Linked DNA regions of Homo sapiens: region 2 is linked to region 1. The links are chromatin loops, found by intact Hi-C in ENCODE. Cell type or tissue: PC-3. All regions are shown on one strand.

The links. A loop is a pair of places that touch in the nucleus more often than their neighbours do. Peaks named below come from ENCODE experiments on the same cell type or tissue, not always from the same donor. Only the 100,000 strongest peaks of a DNase experiment are listed, where the experiment ranks them.
Region 2: a loop joins it to region 1, with 3 times the contacts of the local background. A loop is called at or near these places in 1 of 110 quality-filtered maps.

The regions. Positions count from the first base shown.
Region 1 is chr6:143,336,368-143,338,867 of GRCh38, forward strand. All of the region lies in intron 5 of AIG1 (androgen induced 1), which reads left to right. Among named protein-coding and RNA genes, the nearest start is that of ADAT2, 110 kb to the right of the region's middle. In PC-3, a CTCF peak has its summit at 1,422 (motif pointing left); a DNase peak (open chromatin) is centred at 284; H3K27ac peaks cover 2,500 bases.
Region 2 is chr6:143,011,415-143,013,914 of GRCh38, forward strand. All of the region lies in intron 2 of LINC01277 (long intergenic non-protein coding RNA 1277), which reads right to left. Among named protein-coding and RNA genes, the nearest start is that of LINC01277, 25 kb to the right of the region's middle. RefSeq lists a silencer at 504-704. In PC-3, no CTCF peak of the experiment used is centred here; no DNase peak of the experiment used is centred here; H3K27ac peaks cover 1,595 bases.

The DNA.
Region 1 (2,500 bases):
AAAAGTAACTGAGGCCCCAAAATCTTAAGTGACCCTCCAGAACAGGTGATGGCAGAGCCAGTGCCTTCTAACTGATGTTCAGTCCAGTCTCCAAATTTCCCCTTTGTATAAGAATACCAGTTGTATTTGATTAGGGCCCACCCTGATGACCTCATTTGTAAATACTTATCTCCAAGTAAAGTCACATTCTGACTTTAAAACCACATCCTGGGGGTTAGGATTTCAGCATATGAATTTGGAAGTGGGGGACAGAGTTCAGCTCATAATACTTCACTCTCTCCCCACCAGAATACATGTCCTTCACCCAATGAAAATATTCCATCCCAACAACCCCAAACGTCTTTCAGACATCAACTCTCAAGTCCAAAATCTCATCTTAAATATCATAAAATTGGGTATGCGTGACACTCAGGGTATGAGTCATCCTGAAGCAAAATTGTTCTCTAGCTGTGTGTGAACCTGGGAAACCAGACAAAAAGTTATCTGCTTCCAAAACAGAATGGTGGGACAGGCATAGAATATACATTCCCATTCTGTAAGGGAGAAGTTGCAGGGGGAAAAAAAAAGAAAGAATCATGGTTCCCAAGCAAGTCTGAAGCTAGCGGGGGAAATTCCATTCCATTTTAAGGCTTGAAAATAATCCTCTTTGGCTAGATGTTCTGTCCTCAGGGCTCACAGGGGAGGGGATGCATAGCCCTGCCTTCCAGGCACAGGGTCACAGGAGCCCCACCCCCACAGCCCTGGGCAATAGTTCTACCCTCTACAACCAAGGAGGAGCCAGTCGCTGAACCATCTTTGAAGCCATTGGTCCTTCATTTCATCCTGTCTCTGTCCCTTTCAGTCCATGCTGTCAATGTTTCTGCTGGTATAAAATTCTCAAAAACCTTATTGGCCTCCCATGCAAGTCATGGGGGTCCAAGCAGTCAGACAAGAGGGCACTCCGCGGATCTTTTTCAGATAACCACCTCTCTATTTCTGGCATCTACTGTGGAGGTTGATTGGATCCGTGAGTCACGTACCTAATTTCGTTAGCACATGGCTGTCCAGCCACACCCTTGGCATTCTCTCCCAATCTGAGGTACTGAGAGTTAAGCACTTCGATGTAGCAGTTTGGCGGGGTGGAGCGCGGGGGGGGACACAATTCACAGCTGAAATATTTCTTTACTTAAGCTAAGACTTTATCCCAATTTTGGTATATCTGACCAGTCTTACTAAAGCTACATTTTGTAAGACCAGAAATGAGTCTTTTCAAAACCAAAAGGTTGGTGTGAGGACAGAGAAAGTAGGCAAGCGGGGAGACAGGAGACGTCTATGTGTGCAGAAACCTGCACCTCTTCTCCTCCAGCTACCCGTGCAGGTCATTTCCCCCCAGGCCCATCCAGGTCTAGCGATGTCCCAGCACTGCCCCCTGGTGGAGCCCTCCACCGGCCTGCAGGAAGGGCATGTGACTGACTCCCTCAGCGCCCTGCAGTCTTGTCCCCTCTGGTCCCAAAAGTGTATCCTGCCTTCGCTTTGCGATAGGTTTCTTCCTGCCCTTTGCCTGGAAATTTTATCTCTGGTTCTTGCAAACATTATTTACAGCTGTCTAATTTTTTCTGTCTACCTCACAGCTGCCAAACTAAAGTAGGTGGGAAGCCATTTTCCCTCTCTAGGTCAATGAATACCCCCCGTTCTCCACCCGCGCTTTTGAAGATTCCAGCACTGCTGCCAAGTCAACCCATCTGCAGGAGAACGCTTTGGAAAAAACAGACTTTAAAAAGAAAAGCAAACTGCTCTTAGCCCCTGATAGCTTCTCCACAGGAGAGGGAATATGGACAGAGCTGAGGTTCAAGACACATGTGCTGTTTGAGCTGAATCTGTGCTGTTTTCTTCTTTCCGTGGTTACCCAACAACGAAGGCGTGTTGTACCTTCTTGCCTTCAAACCTGTTCCTCCTCCCGTCAGATGTCCTTACTCCTCAATTTGAAGTTTTCCTTCATAGGATTTCTGAGAAGGACTTTGGAAAAAGTGCTCCAGATCTCTGCCAGTTCCTTAGCCATGAAAACCAAACATAAAAGATCATCTGGGGACATTCATTCAGAGCACGTTACCCACATTCCACCACCACTACTCTGACAGCACAAAACATATACCAGGAGCTGGGGTTATGTGGTGGGGGAGTCCTTCCTATTGTAAGCCCTAACATTATGACCCTCTGGGGTTAAATTTTATAATTTTCATATTGTGGAGTCCCATATTTTGTTCTGCTTTCCACTAGTCCAGGCTTCTGAGGTCTTCTCTGTGTTCATTGCTTATTAATTTTATTCAGCAAAGATTAATTGAGCTCCTGCAATGAGACACACACACTATGTTAGGTGCTGGGGAACAAAATAGGGAAGGGCCCTACCCTCAGAAAGCTTGCAATTTATGAAAGAATACTAACAAAACCTGCAAAGTGGTATTTTAAGTTATTTTGTTTCATTTTTGCTATTGAAACAAAGAAACTGAGAATTTGGTATGAT
Region 2 (2,500 bases), 320 kb before region 1:
AGCTACTTTGACCTTGCCATTTTGACATGGGAGTATTTTGGCATACCGTTGCCCATGTTACAATTCTAATTCACATGACATTTAAACGAGGAAGTCTCCCTTCCTTTCTCATGGATTCCTGAGCATTTTGCTGGAGGAGTCTTAGTACTCATCACTTTTTGCCTTGAAATGTTACCCATGCCTGAAAAAAAGACACAGGGCTACAATGGAGAAGCACTCAGGGTCTGGAGTTACTGCTTACACCTGCCAGTGGTATAAGGCATGACCATAGCCATCTCAATCAGCCTTTCTGAACTGTTTCTTCATCCTTGTGATGATAGCACTTTAAGCGCCAGGTTGCAGTAAGGAAGTAATGAAGTCCAGTGCCTGGAATAAAATAAGTACTTAATAAATGCTTGCTGTTCTCAAGAAGTTTCTTCTTAGGAAGAAAGAGTCTGTCCTATTCATCTCGGAATCCCCCATAACCCAGTGCCTTATGCCTATTATGCTGCATTCTCTTATGAAAAGATAAACAACCCTTAGAGATACCTTTCAATCATACTTGAGAATTGTACTGTATTTCTTGTCTTTCATGTACAGAAATTATAATGTTTTGTATTGTAGCTATATTATCATTAAAGGGCTCTCATTGTATACGTTTTGCACAAAGAAACTGAAAATCCAAGGGGGTCATTTGCTCAAGGGTATGCAAGCTAGTTATTGGGCATATTACTCCTATGAGCTACTTCCTATTTCATAACAGGTCAGCCTCCCGTCCTTAGCATAGCTTTTTCCTTCACTCATATCTGTTTTCTCTGTTGCCCTATGACCAACAAACTCGCCATAAGAAAACTCCAGTCACATTTGCTGAATAGAAGTAACACTGTCTAATGCTTTCATTAAGGACAAAACACATCTGCTTCTTCACTCTATGTGAAAATTGTACCTAGTTCTAAGAAGATATGATGTCACAATATGTGAAAAGCATAACAGTTCATGGTAAAGGAACATCAACATTCCCTAGTGCTTTTAATGCAAAATTGTGTGCTGCTGTGTTCCATTTCTGTGATTATACATATGCAAGCTTAATGTAACTGATTTTCTTATTTGTAAACACTAGAAAATGTAAACAAAACTTGACATGTTAGTCACAATATTGAGGTGGTTGGAATGAATGCCTTAATTTTTCTATCATATTTTTAAATTAATAATATTTTATAGCAACCTATATTGCTCTTTAGACTTAATATGAAATAGCCCTTAGAGTTGAAACAGAGTAAAAACCTGAATATGGTGGAAAGCTATATTAAGATATTTTAAAAATTATTTCTAATAAAGTTTTATAGACTTTAGGGCATGTAGCATTTGTCAAATTAACTATTAATACATAGTAATTTCATTATTATGGATTCCCTTTTTATATTTTAAGAAATATATGAATGGCTTGGTGTAAAAGATGTAGAATGCAAATCTCATTCCTATGTAAGCAAAGCACTGATACACGCCTAAGTTCTTCCATTTGTTTTTTGTGTTTTGTTTTTGTTTTTGGTTTTGAGACAGAGTCTCATTCTGTTGCCGAGGCTGGAGTGCAGTGGCACTGTGTCGGCTCACTGCAACCTCCGTCTCCTGGGTTCAAGCAATTCTCCTGCCTCAGCCTCCCAAGTAGCTGGGATTACAGGCGTCCACCACCATGCCCGGCTAGTTTTTATATTTTTAGTAGAGACGGGGTTTCACCATGTTGGCCAGGCTGGTCTTGAACTCCTGACCTCAGGTGATCCACCCGCCTCGGCCTCCCAAAGTGCTGGGATTACAGGCATGAGCCAACGTGCTCGGCCAAGTTCTTCCATTTGACCAAGGTAAATCTGTTTACATCCTCCTCTTTCTTCCTGAAAAATTACTTTCTGCCAATGTATTTATTACAAATGTTTGTTTTATGCTTGTTAATTCTCCATTTGTCAGGTACCATGCCTTTTTGTTTGACCTGCTGGGTCCTCATGTAGACATTAGGGTGGATGGGTACATAAAGATTTTTCTTAAATTTTGAGTCATTCTTTGTTTCCTGAGGATAATATCTTTTATTAGTCTTCTGCATAAAAATTTTATCCTTTGAGCTGTGGGCAGCTTACAGAAAAAATGCCTAGGACTATGACTAAAATATTTAAAAACCATTATATTTTAAAAGCCAGTATTTTTATTTTTTATTTACATATTTATTTAATTGTAAGTTGATGGATTATAGCTATATATATTTATGGAGAATAAAGTGATATCATGATTTATGAGTACAATGTGTAATAATTAATAAAGCTAATATTTTAAAATTTATGAATGTCTTCTATTGAAACATGACATGCATAATTGGTGTCCTGAAATATTATAATTTCAAAAGAATTGCTTTACTATAACTTCTTTCATAATTTGCCTACACATGCACTCCTCTGCTTGATCTTTTGTTTCTGTTATGACAAGGGAGAAGTTTTTTAAATTACGTGTCATTCACAAAGAGTCCTTTCACACAATT